Regions from separate parts of the Homo sapiens genome. Here region 1 is linked to region 2. Evidence: read pairs that join two places in POLR2A ChIA-PET (ENCODE). Cell type or tissue: Panc1. All regions are shown on one strand. Each heading gives the region's core, and the rest is flanking DNA. Links, peaks and the distances in the headings are about the cores only. Region 1 overlaps PAICS (phosphoribosylaminoimidazole carboxylase and phosphoribosylaminoimidazolesuccinocarboxamide synthase). Region 2 has its middle 28 kb from the start of NOA1.

The links. Peaks named below come from ENCODE experiments on the same cell type or tissue, not always from the same donor. Only the 100,000 strongest peaks of a DNase experiment are listed, where the experiment ranks them.
Region 1: POLR2A ChIA-PET joins it to region 2 with 12 read pairs; 5 of 35 experiments call an interaction of 5 or more read pairs at or near these places.

The regions. Positions count from the first base shown.
Region 1 is chr4:56,455,676-56,464,334 of GRCh38, forward strand. PAICS (phosphoribosylaminoimidazole carboxylase and phosphoribosylaminoimidazolesuccinocarboxamide synthase) reads left to right here. Exons shown (of 9, transcript NM_001079524.2): 9 at 3,697-8,659. The coding sequence ends at 3,863. LOC124900706 (a long non-coding RNA gene) reads right to left here. Exons shown (of 2, transcript XR_007058126.1): 2 at 5,635-7,318. Among named protein-coding and RNA genes, the nearest start is that of SRP72, 7.6 kb to the right of the region's middle. RefSeq lists an enhancer at 3,323-4,522. In Panc1, for the core only: no CTCF peak of the experiment used is centred there; no DNase peak of the experiment used is centred there; H3K27ac peaks cover 739 bases.
Region 2 is chr4:56,945,483-56,954,141 of GRCh38, forward strand. No RefSeq gene overlaps it. Among named protein-coding and RNA genes, the nearest start is that of NOA1, 28 kb to the right of the region's middle. In Panc1, for the core only: no CTCF peak of the experiment used is centred there; no DNase peak of the experiment used is centred there.

The sequences.
Region 1 (8,659 bases), core at 286-8,285, 490 kb before region 2:
ATCATTTTGCTTTGGAATTTTGGGAGCATTATTACTCCACTGTCTCCTAGCATCCACAGTTGAGGACTCCATTGCTTTTCCACCAGTCTGATTCTAGGTTTCTTATGAATTTTGTTTCTCTCTGGAATCTTTCAGGATCTTTTGTCTGTTTTCATTGTTCTTAAATTTTACACAGATGTGATGTGCTGAGTCTGTTTTCATTATGGACTTTCGGTGAGCTCTTTTAATCTGAAATTCTGATTTCTTAGTCCCCATTTTCCTTGAATTATTTAATTTTCATACCCCTCCATATTCTCTCTTCTCATTTTTGAATTTGAATAAATTTGGGCTTCCCTTGATTTCTATTCTACTTGTTTGTCTTGTTGGTATACTTTCTGGAATATTTCCTAAATTTTACATTCCAACCCTTCTATTGAGTTTTTCTTTTTTTTCTTGAGACGGAGTCGGGCTCTCTTGCCCAGGCTGGAGTGCAATGGCGCAATCTCAGCTTACTGCAGCCTCCGCCTCCCAGGTTCAAGCGGTTCTCGTGCCTCAACCTCCTGAGTACCTGGGATTATAGGTATGCACCACCACGCCTGGCTAATTTTTGTATTTTTAGTGGAGATGTGGTTTCACCATGTTGGCCAGGCTGGTCTCGAACTCTTGACCTCAGGTGATCTGCCTGCCCTGGCCTCCCAAAGTGCTGAGGTTATGGGCGTCAGCCACTGTGCCCGGCCTTCATTTTGGATACAGGTGTTTTTTGTTTGTTTTGACACAGGGTCTTGCTCTGTTGCCCAGGTGGGAGCACAGTGGCATGATCATATCTCACTGGACCCTTGAACTCCCCGGGCTCATGTGATCCGCCCACCTCAAACTCCCAAGTAGCTATGACTACAGGCCCACACCATCACACCTGGTTAATTTTTTTACTTTTTGTAGAGATGGGCACTCCGTATGTTGTCCAGGCTTGTCCTGAACTCCTGGACTCAAGCAATCTTCCCACCTCAGCCTCCCAAAGTGTTGGGATTGGGTAGGAACCACTGCCTCTGGGGTTTTTTTTTTTTTTTTTACACAATGTTTTTATATTTCTTTTGGTTTTTGTTTTCTGGGTTTTTGTTGTTGTTGTTGTTTGTGTTTGTATGTTTTTAAATTTCCAAAAGCTCTTTTTTGTTCTCTGGAGATGATTATAGTCTGTTGCATATAGTTACTTTCTTCAGCTGTCTGGTAATCCTTGGCTGTTTGCGCTTTTAAGAGTGGAATACTATAAAAAACAATTGGAAACTTCAAGTGGGTGGTCCGTGTCAAAATTGGGCTTCACTGTGGGGTGTATCTGGTAGGGATTGTTCTTCAAACAACCCCTCACATTAGTGTCTAGGTATTTTCTTAAGTGTTGACCAGAATTACTCAGAGAACAAAAGTTGTCTGTGCCTGGCGTCCCCTAGTTCAAAGACGCCAAGACTGAAGTCTGTTTTACCTTCAGAAAAATTAAAGGCCTGGCTTGGTGGCTCATGCCTATAATCCCAACACTTTGGGAGGCAGAGATTGGTGGATTGCCTGAGCTCAGCCTAGGCAACCTGGCGAAACCCCATCTCTACCATAAATACAAAAATTAGCTAGGCATGGTGGCACACGCCTGTGGTCCCAGCTACTTGGGAAGCCAAGGTGGGATGATCACTGGAGCCTGGGAAGTTGAGGCAGCAGTGAGCCGTGATTGCACCACTGCACTCCGGATGACAGAGCGAGACCGTGTCTCAGAAAAAAATAATGTTTAAAAAGAAAAAAATTGCTACAGTGCTTTAAAGAGGCAGTTACTCAGGTAGATGGAGTGGGGAAGGAGATTTGAGGACCTAGCTTCTTCTTAGACTTCGAGTCAGTCATCTTCTTCTTAGTCCCTATTCCCTTCCAAAGGTATCTGGTGCCACTAATTTAGTCAGTCACCCTTTGGGGGAGTTCTGTAATGTCAGTCATGTTGCTTCTCATCTTTCCCTGCTTTCAGTTTAGAATTAAGTTTTTTTTTTTTTTTTTTTTTAAATGGAGTTTCGCTCCTGTTGCCCAGGCTAGAATGCAATGGCGCAACCTCCGCCTCCCAGGTTCAAGCGATTCTCCTGCCTCAGCCTCCCAAGTAGCTGAAATCACAGGCATGCACCACCATGCCAGCTAATTTTGATTAAGTTTTCTTGGTCTGCTAACTTAGCTACCACTGTGTTTGCCTTTCAGTTGCCAAAATGTTACTGCTGTTATCTGGCCTTGTGTGTTCATGCCTATTTCCTTTACTGTTTTTATAGGCTCTGAGAATTAAATTTTGTGCCTAAGCTATCTTTAACAAGATGTGATTATACAAATGTCTCAAGCTAAAAATCAGCGGCTACAAATAAAGCTGTAACCAAATTTATGCCAGAGGAATTGTATAGATACCCATGGAGCTTACAAAAGGGGAGCATGATAAGCAAAAAATTGGCAGTTTTTATAGTAGTGTTGTTTCAGGAGTGACAAATAATCTGGAAGACTTGTACATAATGATCACTAGAATTGGGGATAATCTTTTGAGGAGTAGTTTTACAGTAACCTGTGTAAAATCCTGAAGACCGCCCATATTTCTCATCTCTGATGTCATGCTCACTAGATAACTTTTTTTTTTTTTTCTGCAATTTAAGCTATTCTTTTACCAGAAAGGGAGTCCTGGGCAGGAGGCACAGGTTATTTCAAATATTAGAGTGGAGCACTCTACCTAGCGTGCTAACAATAGTGGTTGACATTCTTGGAGCACATACTGTGTACCAGGCAATGCTCTAAGCACTTTATCTATGTTATTAACTCATTGAAGTGTCACATCAGGTAGCTACTAGTTAAAATTCCCTTCTCACAGAAGAGGAGAATAAATTAACGTGAAGTAACTTGACCAATACCACATATTAAGGGGTGGAGCTCCATAAAATAACGTATTAATACAAATTAGTAAATTGGCCTTGTGATTTGTATTTGACTCTGTTCTTGTGGATAATGGGAGTCAAAGAGCCTGATGAATTCCAAGAATATCGGGAAAATCGAGCTTTTGGAACTATAGCAAACACTAGACATAATAGTACCCCTGATTCTAGCAAACACTAGACATAATAGTACCACCTCAAGACACTCTGCCTGAGCAGACATGTGGCCCCTAGGATGTTACTTTTTTATTCTGCTGTCTTGGATCTTATTAATATTTATTTATAACTTGACATTTCCTAAAATTATTCTACGGATTTGACTTTTACTGCTCAAAAATATTAAAATAGTTCAAATGCAGATAGAAAGATTAGCTAGAAAACTGTCAAAACAACATAGCTCAAGTTTGTCTAAGAACAGGTACTTTTGTACTCTTACCTTGACCCTTATTTTGCTTCAGTTGTTCTTCGCCAGGGATTGAAAGGGATAGTGTATGTGAACAGAAGTTTCAAAAAGATAAGTTTCTTTGTAAGTGAGTTCTATAAGAAGGGTGATAGATGATATATATAAAATATCTCTTCATGGCAGGTAATACTGACTGCTTTTCCTCTTGTAATCACTTTACCACTCCGGTATTAAAGACAGTTGTACAGATTCTACTTTAGATTAGAATAATGCAGTAGCTTTTTATTTTCTGTGGCAGGACTGCTCTGAGTATAAAATTTTTTGTAAGGTTGTATTTTCATTACTAATTGAGCTCAATTTTCTGTCTTTTCCTTGCTGAACCAATAGGTCTTGGCTGTTCAACCGTACTTTCTCCAGAAGGATCAGCTCAATTTGCTGCTCAGATATTTGGGTTAAGCAACCATTTGGTATGGAGCAAACTGCGAGCAAGCATTTTGAACACATGGATTTCCTTGAAGCAGGCTGACAAGAAAATCAGAGAATGTAATTTATAAGAAAGAATGCCATTGAATTTTTTAGGGGAAAAACTACAAATTTCTAATTTAGCTGAAGGAAAATCAAGCAAGATGAAAAGGTAATTTTAAATTAGAGAACACAAATAAAATGTATTAGTGAATAAATGCTTCTCTAGATCCATATTAATAAACATGAGCATCTAACCCCTCCTTTCTTAGGCTAGACACCAAGATATTTCAGCCAGCCTTTATCATTCCTCTTACTTTATCCTTTTTCCTTAAGTATTGGTGGTCACTACTATTGAGTTTCTTCCTTAACACTGATTAAATGATCTTAACTCCCTCAGCTAAAACTGGCATTACTGACTCCCAGCTATATTTCTCCAGACTTGCATTTTTTTTTTTTTTTTTGAGACAGGGTCTCACTGTCGCCCAGGCTGGAGTGCAGTGGCGTGATCTCAGTTCACTGCTGCTTTCCCTCCTGGGCTCAAGCAGTTCTCCCACCTCAGCCTCTCGACTAACAGGGACTATAATCTTGCAGCACCATGCCGAGCTAATTTTATTTTTTGTAGAGATGAGCTCTCACTATGTCACCCAGGTTCGTCTCAAACTCCTGAACCCTAGTAATTCTCCTATCTCAGCCTCCCAAAGTGCTAGGGTTACAGACATGAGCCACTGTGCCTGTCTAGACTTGTACTTTCAACTGTCCATTTCTCCCTGTCTGTCCCATGGGCACTCATGAAAAAACAGAATGCTCCCAACTTTATTCATCTTCCAAGCCTGTAGCTCTTGGTATACTCACTGTTGCAAGTCAGAAGCTTGATTTCATCATTGATGTTTTTCTCACGTTTCACATCTCACTCATCACCAAGTCATGTTGGTGTTAATTTCTGATTAACCCTTGAATTTACCGTCTTCTCATCCTCTGTACAAAAGCCTCAAGTGAGGGTCAAATTCAACATTATCCTGATCTAGACAGCCCCCATTCTCAATCCACCCTTTTCCAAGTTGATTGCCCAAGGACTTCTAACAATAAACTCTCTTTTGCACCACAGACTTCTTTGAAAATATACATGCTGTTGACCCTCTCTGTAGAAAACCGCACACATAAAACTTACCAACAGATTTCATTGGTTCTTGGGTTCTCCCGAAGCCTATCCATGGTTTATAGATTAAGAATTGATGAGGTAGCTGGGCACAGTGGCTCACACCTACGATCACAGCACTTCGGGAGGCTGAAGCAAGCAGATCACTTGAGGTCAGGAGTTTGAGACCAGCCTGGCCAACATGGTGAAACCCTGTCTCTACTAAAAATACAAAAAGTAGCCAGCCGTGATGACAGGCACCTGTAATCCCAGCTACTCGGGAGGCTGAGGCATGAGAATTGCTTGAACCCGGGAGGCGGAGGTTGCAGTGAGCCTAGATCATGCCACTGCACTCCAACCTGGGCAGCAGAGCAAGACTCTGTCTCAAAAGGGGAAAAAAAAAATTGCTGATGTGACCCATGAAGGGAACTCATTTTCCTCGTAATTTTGGACTGCCACACATTGGTACCTTTAGTTCTCTGAAGGCCCACGTTTTTATCATTAAGACCTATTTGTTAGCTAGTAGAGCTTTATGTTCGCTGTCCATGAAACCTTCTGTAACCACAGTGACTACAAGTAGTTCTTTCTCTATTGAATTATTAGGTCCAGAATAGAAGATGTCATTGTACACTTTATTTCCCTCACACTGTGTTATGCTCTGATGTGCTATGCTTAGCTATCTGTCAGAGATTAGTAAATTATAAAACTCATGTGTACTACTTAAGTTTATATCTTATGCTAGTTTATAAGAACAATTAAAAGGACTTAGAAGATTAACTTTGGTTTCATGGTCTCTGAAGTCACTGACTGCTATTTCAGCTTGTTTACCCTTACCTAGCATTAAGACTCCATCTACTTCTGTGCAGTATATGAAAATTTTTAAACTTTCATTTAGACTGGTGGATAGGACTGACCATTACAAATTGTCGTTATCAATTTTTTTTCCTTTTTTTTTTTAAGAGCCAAGTTCTCACTGTCTCCCAGGCTGGAGTGCAGTGGCATGATTATGGCTCCCTGCAGCCTTGAACTCCTGGACTCAAGCTGCAGCCTCTCGAGTAGCTGGGTGCATGTGCTACCACACCCAATTATGAATTTCATCATTAGTTTCTTAGTAGAGTCCACATGTCCTCAGTAGTAAGTTCATCAGTGCTAAATATTTGAAGGTATTTCTACTGTTTTGTAAAAGTAACTTAAGCCTACCTGGTCTGCTATCTTTTGAGTATTTATACTTTCTACGGGCTTGTAGGTAAACATAAAAAGAGAAAAAATATCCCAATAATACAGTTTTTAACCTTTTATGATAAAGACATGCTTAGAATTGCTGTTAAGCTTTCTGAGATTTAACCACTGAAACTAAGTAAAAGACAAAGCACTTAGGTAAAGCTTCATTCAGTATCCATTCACCCAATACTGGTTTGATTCTAGGGCCTAGGAAAATAGGACTGAGCAAAGCCCTTGTCCAGATGGAACTTATGTTTTAGAGGGGAAAACAAACCATAAAAAGGTAAACAGTATAAAATCAGGAAAGGATAAATGTATATGAAGAATCAAAATGAGGACGGTGATGGGGATAAGAGGGGAAGGTTTTTGAGGAGAGCAGAGCAATGATGTAAAAGCAAGACACACAGATAGGGAAATAGCTTTCCATACTAAGGGAATGGGAAATAAAGCTGAGTTTTGCCTTGAGGACCTCCAAACATGAGAATTGCTAGAGCTCTGTGAACAAGGATGAGAGTGGAAGACAATATAAGCAAAGGCTACATCACTTAGGGCCTATAGGCCACACTGAAGTGTGACAGGAAAAACTCAGTTTGAGCAGAGGCTTGACATACTTAACATATTTAAAGGTTCTCTGGCTGTTGTGTGGACAAGAGGAGAAGCAGAGATTAGTTAAGAGGCTATTGTAGCCCAGGTGAGGGATGATGTATGATCTTCAACATGTCTAATTTTTTTGTGCCTCAATTTCATGAAATGAAAATGCGACTAATACCACCTCATAAAGTTGTGAGAATTACATGAGTCAATATATGTAAGGCCCATCATGGCACACAAATGTGTTATGTAATATCCATTTGGCAGACTGAAGAACAACAGTATGAATGGAATTCATTCACCATGAGAATTACCTGGAATTCTCTGGGCATGGTAGCTCATGCCTGTAATCCCAGCACTTTGGGTGGCCGAGGCAGGTGGATCACCTGAGATCAGGAGTTCGAGACCAGCCTGACCAACATGGAGAAACCCAGTCTCTAATAAAAATACAAAACTAGCCGGGCATGGTGGCACATTCCTGTAATCCCAGCGACTCAGGAGGCTGAGGCAGGAGAATCGCTTGAACCTGGGAAGCGGAGGTTGTGGTGAGCCGAGGTTGCGCCATTGTACTCCAGCCTGGGCAACAAGAGCAAAACTCTGTTTCAAAAAAAAAGAAAGAAAGAAAATTACCTGGAATTCAATATTGCCATCGGCTGATTTAATTTCTAATATGAAGAAAGGGGCAGTGTGATGTGCCACGGAGCATCCACAACCTGCCATTTCAGCCCAGCCAACCTTAGAAAGCCATTGAAAAGAGTTGTTTTTAATGGTGTTTTTACATCCAGCTTCCCACACCTCAAATACTTGGGGTGGAATTGTTAATCTCACATTGCAGTACAATGAAAATAGTGGAATGGAAATCAAGTTATAAAATGGAGCTAAATATTTCTTCTGCTTGCCTCTGAGTTGATAAGATACCATAAGATACTGTACATGAGGCTGGGCGCGGTGGCTCACGTCTTATTTCTTCTGCTTGCCTCTGAGTTGACAAGATACCATAAGATACTGTACATGAGGCTGGGTGCAGTGGCTCACGCCTGTAATCCCAGCACTTTGGGAGGGTGAGGTGGGCAGATCACCTGAGGTCGGGAGTTCAAGACCAGCCTGACTGACATGGAGAAACCCCCTCTTTACTAAAAATACAAAATTAGCCAGGCATGGTGGTGCATGCCTATAATTCCAACTACTCGGGAGGCTGAGGCAGGAGAATCGCTTGAACCTGGAAGGCAGAGGTTGTGGTGAGCTGAGATCGAACCATTGCACTCCAGCCTGGGCAACAAGAGCGAAAATCTGTCGCCAAAAAAAAAAAAAAAAAGATACTGTACATGGAAGCTTCTCAGGCTAAATCCATTAATATAAAAATACATTGTGGATACTGATGAGATGGCTAATTCTGTCAACTTGACTAGGCTACGGGATGCCTTGATAGCTGGTCAAACAACATTTCTAGGTACATCTGTGATGGTGTTTCTGGAAGAGACTAGCACTTGAATCAGTAGACTTGAGTAAAGAAGACTGCCTTCACCCATGTGGGTGAGCGTCATCTAATCCATTGAGGGCCTGAATAGAACAAAAAAGGGGAAGAAGGGTGAACTGCTGGGACATCCATTTCGTGCCCCCAGATGTTGGTGCTCCTGGTCCTCAGGCCTTCAGACTAGGACTTAACGTTATTGCCTCCCCTGATTCTCAAGCCCTCGGGTTTGGAACTACACTGGCTTTCCTGGGCCTTCAGCCTGCAGAAGGCAGACTGTGGGACTTCACCTCCATTTTGCAGAGCCAATTTCTCATAATCTGTACATATCCTATTGGTTCTGTATTTTTTAGAGAACAAATACAGCCTATTATGTATATATAAGACCCTGGGAATGCAAAGATGAACAAAATTAACCTTCTGCTCTCAATGAATCTTGGAAGTCTCCAGAGGCAGACAATTTCAAA
Region 2 (8,659 bases), core at 541-8,540:
ACAGTTGTACCCTGATTCTGCTTTATTTTTATTTTTTTATTTGAGAGAGAGCGTCTCACTCTGTTGCCCAGTCTGGAGTCAGTGGCTTGATCTCAGCTCACTGCAGCCTCAACAGCCCCCGGCTTAAATGATCCTCCCACCTCCACCTCCTGAGAAGCTGGGACTACAGGCATATGCCACCATGCCGGCTAATTTTCTTTATTATTTGTAGAGACAAGTTCTCACTGTGTTGCCCAGGCTGGTCTCAAACTCCTGGGCTCAAGCAATCTGCCCTCCTCGGCCTGCCAAAGTGCTATGATTACAGGTGTGAGCCACCATGCCCGGCCCTGATTCTACTTGTACAGAGAGATCTGAGATAGCATAAGCCAGCATTTTTAGATAAGCCACTCTATTCATTATGTGTGCAGTTCTTTACAACCGTAACGGAGGTGGGCGGATTACTTGGGCTCAGGGCGGATTACTTGGGCAACCAGCCTGGCCAACATGGCAAAACCCTGTCTCTACCAAAAAATACAAAAATTAGCCGGGCATGGTGGTGCATGCCTGTAGTCCCAGATACCTGGGAGGCTGAGGCGGGAGCATTGCTTGAACCCCGGGGGGTAAATGTTGCAGTGAGCTGAGATCACACCACTGCAGATCCTGGGCGACAAAGCTAGACCCCGTCTCAAAAAAAAAGAATACGTCTTAACGTTTTGGATTTGTTTGAAAATGTTCTTCGTTCTTGGGCCTGTGAGCCTGCTGTATTAATAGCCTTGCTATTTGTCTCAACTGATTCACTTATTAGAATATCACTTGAGTTGAAGACACTTGTAGTCGGCCAGTGTCTCTTGGTGTCCCAGAACCAATAACTGACTCTAGAAAGCAGGAAGCCGTGAGAGCAACAAATGTCCCCCAAATGGCTATCTGCTTGCTTGGTGTCCACTGGACCCTTGTGTTGTATTTTGCTTAATTTTAAATCTTTTAAAAATGTAAGCTGCTTTTTGTGCTGTCCTCTCCTGTTTCATGACCAGCCACAGCAGTAATAGCACTGATAGCAGTAATAGGCATAGGAATTTTCTTTCTTTCTTTTTTTTTTTTTTTTTTTTTGAGACGGAGTTTCCCTCTTGTTGCCCAGGCTGGAGTGCATTGGCACAATCTTGGCTCACTGCACTCTCCACCTCCTGGGTTCAAGCGATTCTCCTGCCTCAGCCTCCTGAGTAGCTGCGACTACAAGCATGCATCACCACGCACGGCTAATTTTTGTATTTTTTTTTTTTTTTTTTAGTAGAGATGGGGTTTCTCCATATTGGCCAGGCTGGCCTCAAACTCCTGACCTCAGGTGATCCGCCCTCCCAAAATGCGGGGATTACAGGTGTGAGCCACCGCGCCCAGCTGCATTTTCTGTCTTAATCCTGCACCTTTTGGGTGTTTTCCTCATCTGCAGGGCATGCCTGCGTGTATGCACGTGCGGGCACACACACGCGCGTGCACCTTTAAATTCTTCACTGAGGCTTGCTGGAGTTCTGTCTCTGGTGGGTAGATGGCTTACAGCAGGCAGCGCAAGATCCGTCCACCCCATTCAGATAAAGACAGGGATTTCAGGGCCGTGGTCCCTCAAGTCAATGAACTCCAGAGGAAAGGACTCTTCTGGAGATACCAGAAGACTCTGGTATGAGCAAAGCCCAGACTCTCCTGGGCTGTACTCATGTTACAAGAAAGGGATCCCCCAGCCTGGCCAGTACGGTGAAACCCCATCTCTAGTATAAATACAAAAATTAGCCGGGCGTGGTGGCCTTTGCCTGTAGTCCCAGCTACTCGGGAGGCTGAGGCAGGAGAATCGCTTGAACGTGGGAGGCGGAGGTTGCAGTGAGCCAAGATCGCGCCACTGCACTCTAGCCGGGGCAACAGAATGAGACGCTGTCTCAAAAAAAAAAAAAAAAAAAAAAAAAGGCGGTCCCGATCCAGACCCCAAGAGAGTGTTCTTGGATCTCGCGCAAGAAAGAATTCAGGGCAAGTCCGCAGTGAAAGCCAAGTTTATTAAGAGAGTAGACGAATAATGGCTGGGCGCAGTGGCTCACGTCTGTAATCCTAGCACTTTGGGAGGCCGAGGCGGGCGGATCCCGAGGTCAGAAGATTGAGACTATCCTGGCTAACATGGTGAAACCCCGTCTCTACTAAAATACAAAAAAATTAGCTGGGCGTGGTGGTGGGCGCCTGTAGTCCCAGCTACTCGGGAGGCTGAGGCAGGAGCATGGCGTGAACCCGGGGGACGGAGCTTGCAGTGAGCCAAGATTGCACTCTAGCCTGGGCTACAGAGCAAGACTCCGTTTCAAAAAAAAAAAAAAAAAAGTAGAGGAATAAAAGAATGGCTACTCCATAGACAAAGCAGCCCCAAGAGCTGTTGGTTGCCTATTTTTGTGGTTATTTCTTGATGACATGCTAAACAAGGGGCGAATTATTCATGCCTCCCCTTTTAGACTGTGTAAGGTAACTTCCTCACGTTTGTAAACTGTTATGGTGCTGGTTGGAGTGTAGCAGTGAGGACAACCAGAGGTCACTGTCGTCGCTAGTTTGGTTTTGGTGGGTTTTGGCCGGCTCCTTTACTGCGACCTGTTTTATCAGCAAGGTCTTTATGACCTGTAGTTTGTGCTGATCTCCCATCTCATCCTGTGACATAGATGCCTTAACTATTTGGCAATGCAGCACCTTAGGTTTTAGCTCATTTTACCCAGCTCCTATTTAAGATGGAATTGCTCTGGTTCACATTCCTCTGACATTTCCCCCGGCCCTTTTATAGGAGAACCCTTAATCCTAAAGGTTGCAGGGGGATTAAGATCTATCTTCTGTAACTTCTTCAGGCTGAATAGGGGGCGAAGATATTTCTGCCTAACTATGAGGGTCTCTTGCTAATTAGGGTAGAGAGGAGCTCAGTCAGAAAGCATCAGTATGGTAAGGTCCATTCATAACTCTTGAGTTTTGACAAAAGGTGATATCTGGAAGATTAGTGTTTAAGAAAATATTTAGTAAGCTTGTCCTGTATTCCTACACAAAGAGTATAACAGCAATATATTGCACAAGAGTAAAGCAAAATAAGTAAAGTTATTCCAAGTAAACTAAATTAGAAGGCTTTTCATGAACTGGGCAACTGTTGGAACTAAGCTGATACAGGGTTGTTAGCTGATTGTAATGTGTCCAGAATAAGAATATTGATCCAGATTTTTACATTACCCATCCTCTTGTTTCTTCAGAGCAGCAGTCAGAGATTACTGCTTGGTTCACAGGAATAAGCAACGTTAGCCTAAATCGCAGAAACAAACTTAAAAATAACTAATGAGACTAGAATTTAATAACAAGTGTAGCATAGTTCTTGAAACATAATATTTCTCTCCAGTTTCCTATTTTTACTAAAGAGAAATCATGATAAGACTGATTTGCTTTATTATACTTGGCCTGATTATATGTATAAAGTGCAGCAAGAATAATTATTTTTTACATAAGCTCTTTTTAAATTGGCTTTGATGGAACTCTGTTCCATAGAAGGAATTTCAGATAAGACTTTTTTTCTTTTTGCTATTAACTTTTTTTTTTTTTTTTTTTTTTACCATTCATTCAACTGTTTGCTCAGAGAGAAACCAGAAATCTGACTGGTAAGAAATTCTTATCTTTTTCCCGGGATGCCAGGCTTCTGGGTTCCCTTTCCCTGAGTGGCCCTAGTGATGTGGCTTGTGGCACCATCGCCCTGGGGGCCAAGCAGCATCATAAAGGTAAATTTTTTTTTTGTTCTGGCTAGAGCAAAATATGTGTGATAAAACATAGACATTAGCCATTCTGCTTAGCACCCAATATCAAACTGGCAAGGCTTAAATTTGCCCCTAGATGGACCCTGTCATCTTTTTTTCTCTTCTTTCTTTCCTTTTTTTTTTTTTTGACAGAGTCTTGCTCTGTCACCCAGGCTGGAGTGCAGTGGCATGATCTCAGCTCACTGCAACCTCCGCCTCCCAGGATCAAGTGATTCTCCTGCCTCAGCCTCTTGAGTAGCTGGGATTACAGTCACGTGCCACCACGCCTAGCTAATTTTTGTATTTTTAGTAGAGACAGGGCTTTACCATGTTGACCAGGCTGATCTCGAATGCCTGACATCGTGATCCACTCGCCTTGGCCTCCCAAAGTGCTGGGATTACAGGTGTGAGCCACCGCGGCCGGCAACCCTGTCATCCTTAATCCAGCCTCCGACTTGGAGTTTCAACACATGGACTCTGGGCAATATGGTTGCCCTGAGTAGCAGAAAAGATTAAAAAGAAAAAAAAAAGGGAAAGGAGAGAGAAAAAAGCATTGCCTGTGGCAGGGTGGGGAAGGCAAAATGCTCAGAGAGGCCAGAGAAAGACCCACCCATTGCAGCAACACTGAAAAGTTCAGGTGTCTGCGGCTGCTGTCATGAAGGTATCTTTTCCGGCAGTCGCATCAGCTCTCAAGTTTCCCCTTATAGGGAGGAAAAAGCTCCCCATGACCCACGATCCTGTACATACCTAATCCTGTCACCCACAGCCATCAGCAAAGAATGCAAGGCAGATTAATACAAAGAGCGTAGCCTGCAGTGCCAAACCCCTTTTAGTTGAGAGGTAGACTTTACTGAGAGGGGTCTCTAACCCCCTAAATCTTAGAAGGGACTCTAACCCGCTGTTAGTCAAGCATCCTTGCCTTTTATTAAGAGGGGCCTCTAAACTACTCTGTCTTAGGGGAGACTCTAACTCCCCTAAGTTGGGTCTCTAACCCAATCCCATTCTTTACCTGGGTACCCCACCACTTACCCAAAGTCGTCCAATCACTGCTGGAGTCTATTTCCTTTGGGTCAGGGGGTCTCCTCGGTATTGCCCCTTTTGTGGTTTGCAAGATAGATGTTACCAGACCCCACTACTTACCCAATGTTAGCCTTTGGGTCGGGAGTTCCTGCAGTATAGTCACTTCCCTGGTCACCAGAAAGATGTTACAGGACCCCAACATTCACCCAAAGGTAGCTGTTGGGTCAAGGTTTCTGCACTATAGTCTCTTCTGTGGTCACCAGAAATATGTTTCAGGAAAGGGGGTCCCGATCCAGGCCCCAAGAGAGGGTTCTTGGATCTCACGCAAGAAAGAATTCAGGGCGAGTCCACAATGCAAAGTGAAAGCAAGTTTATTAAGAAAGTAAAGGAGTTGGGCATGGTGGCTCACCCCTGTAATCCCAGCACTTTGGGAGGCTGAGATGGGTGGATCACTTGAGATCAGGAGTTCGAGACCAGCCTGGCCAACATGGTGAAACCCCGTCTCTACTAAAAATACAAAAATTAGCCTGGCATGGTGGTGCATGCCTGTAATCCCATCTGCTCGGGAGGCTGAGGCAGGAGAATTGCATGAACTCAGGAGGTGGATGTTGCAGTGAGCTGAGATCGTGCCACTGCACTCCAGCCTGGGTGACAAAGCAAGACTCTATCTCAAAAAAAAAAAAAAAAAAAAAAAAAGGAAAGGAATAAAAGAATGGCTACTCCATGGACAGAGCAGCCCCGAGAGCTACTGGTTCCCCATTTTTATGGTTATTCCTATGCCAAACAAGGGGTGGATTATTTATGCCTTCTCTTTTTGGACCATGTAGGGTAACTTCCTGATGTTGCTGTGGCATTTGTAAACTGTCATGGCGCTGGTGGGAGTGTAGCAGTGAGGATGACCAGAGGTTGCTCTCATCACCATTTTGGTTTTGGTTGATTTTGGCCGGCTCCTTTACTGCAACGTGTTTTATCAGCAAGGTCTTTATGACCTGTAATTTGTGCTGACCTCCTGTCTCATCCTGTGACTTAGAATGTCTTAACCATCTGGGAATGCAGCACTGTAGGTTTCAGCCTCATTTTACCCAGCTCCTATTTAAGATGAAGTTGCTCTGGTTCACACACCTCTGACATTCATACCTATGTGGGCAATGTGCCTTGTAGCAGAACCTGGAAAATCTCAAGATATTCCCTGAGACCTATGCAGATCCCCAGATTTCAAGTCTTGCCAGAATGCTTGATCACTTTCATTAGAGTAAGTGGCCTCTTCAAACTTAATAACCTTGTAAATATATGATGAAATTAATTCATAAAGCATTTAAAAATCACCTTTTGGCCAGGTGTGGTGGCTCATGCCTGTAATCCTAGCACTCTGGGAGGCCGAGGTGGGCAGATCACTTAAGGTCAGAAGTTAGAGACCAGCCTGGCCAACATACTGAAACCTCGTCTCTACTAAAAATACAAAAATTAGCCAGGCATGGTGGTACACGCCTGTAGTCCCAGTTACTCGGGAGGCTGAGGCAGAAAAATCGCTTGAACGAAGTGGAGGTTGCAGTGAGCCGAGATTGTGCCACTGCACTCCAGCCTGGGCGACAGAGCAAGACTCCATCTCAAAAAAAAAAATTGGCTTTACACCTTTTTGACCAATGTTTTTTTCATCTTGATAGTTTTTACACTAACTGATGGGGACAGTTCAAGTAGTTTCTTTTTGGATTTCAACACTATCACATCTCTAGATACCCCAATATAAGATTCTTTTTTTTTTTTTTTTTTGAGATGGAGTCTCGCTCTTTCACCCAGGCTGGAGTGCAGTGGCGCGATCTTGGCTCACTGCAAGCTCTGCCTCCTGGATTCACACCATTCTGCCTCAGCCCCCCAAGTAGCTGGGACTACAGGCACCCGCCACCGCGCCCGGCTAATTTTTTGTATTTTTAGTAAAGACGGGGTTTCACCGTGTTAGCCAGGATGGTCTTGATCTCCTGAACTCGTGATCCGCCCACCTCGGCCTCCCAAAGTGCTGGGATTACAGGCGTGAGCCACTGCACCCAGCCCCAATATAAGATTCTAGTAAAACATGGAGTTGAAGATGGATTTAGGAACAAAGGGACCTCCTATATGGTTCTCCTTGTTCCCTGCCTCCCCTTCTGTCTCAGTATGGGCCCAGTGTGCTCTGGCAGGACAAGCGGGTGTGGGGAGGGGAGGGATAGAGATGCGAAAATGCTGGCAGATGGCCACTGCTAAAAGGGGTTCTGAAATTACTTCCAGCCACACGGCCTCCCCACCTCTCTCCCTGGTTATGGAGCCAGGAAAAGAAACGAGTTTGTATGGCTTCAGGACCCTCAGCTTGAACTCTGCCTCAAACCCTTGTCCATTTTTCTTTCTTGGAGAGCAGTAGGATACTATTTTGAGACATGAAGGCCCTTCATTTCTGTGTTCTCATTACCTTCCCCATTACAGAGACTTCCCAGGTAGAGGACTTCCTAGGATAGCTTTCTTCTAGTATAAGTACTGGAGCTAGAGGGAGAGATAGCCCAGAATTGAGTCTGCATGGATTTTTTTTTTCATTGAAATTTACCCAAGTAATATGTACACATTAATAAGTAAAAACAAAATATTCCTAAAGGATTTATGATAAAATCAAAAGCTGAAAATCTCTCCCCACTTCTTTGCTCGTCATATAGCAGCTCTGTGTATCAGACTTCTGAGGTAAATTTAAATTAGGATAATATTTCTCTTTTTTTCTTTTCTTTTCTTTCTTTCTTTATTTTTTTTAAGACGGAGTTTCATCTTGTTGCCCAGGCTGGAGTGCAGTGGCGCAATCTTACCTCAACACAACCTCTACCTCCCAGGTTCAAGCGATTGTCCTGCCTCATCCTCCTGAGTAGCTGGGATTACAGGCATGCACTACCATGCCCAGCTACTTTTTATATTTTTAGTAGAGATGGGGTTTCACCATGTTGGTCAGGCTGGTCTCGAACTCCTGACCTTAGGTGATCCACCTGCCTCTGCCTCCCGAAGTGCTGGGATTACAGGCATGAGCCACTGTGCCTGGACTCAGTATTTCTTATTTGATAGATTTATATTGGATTTTTTTTTTTTTTTTTGAGATGGAGTCTCACTCTGTCGCCCAGGCTGGAGTGCAGTGGTGCAATCCCGGCTCACTGCAACCTCCACTTCCCAGGTTCCAGGTTCAAGCGAGTCTTCTGCCTCAGCCTCCTGAGTAGCTGGGACTACAGGCACACGCAACCACACCCAGCTAATTTTTGTATTTTTAGTAGAGGCGGGGTTTCACCATATTGGCCAGGCTGGTCTCGAACTCCTGACCTCGTGATCCACCCATCTTGGCCTCCCAAAGTGCTGGGATTAAAGGCTTGAGCCACCGTGCCCGGCCTGGATTCACTTTCTATAGGCCAATTAGATAGCACATTATATTTGTATTTTCTTCAGGGTGATCAACGCCAAAAGCTTGTGATGGATTAAAATAGCCACAAATTCCAGTACATGTTTGAATCTGTGCTGCCATTGTGACTTGCTTTGACCAATAAATGCAGCAGAAGTGGCACTGTGTGACTTTGAGCTTCGGCCTCCAGAGGCTTTGCAAGCTCTACTCTCAGGCTTTTTGTGAACACTGTCACCTTGTGAACAAGCTTGAACTAGCCTACTTGAGGATGAGACCCTTGGAAGAGAGAGTGATCAATGGAAAATGCCTCACTTGCTCAGCTGTTACAACCATCTCAGCTGAAACTCCTGTGCGTGAGGTCAGCCTGGCTGTGTGCTGTGTGCAAATGCATGTCGCCACAGAGCAGAAGTACCATTGAGCGGAGCCTAGATTAAGTTGCCAAACTAAAGAATGGGAGCAAATAATCGCTTGGTTCAAGTCACCA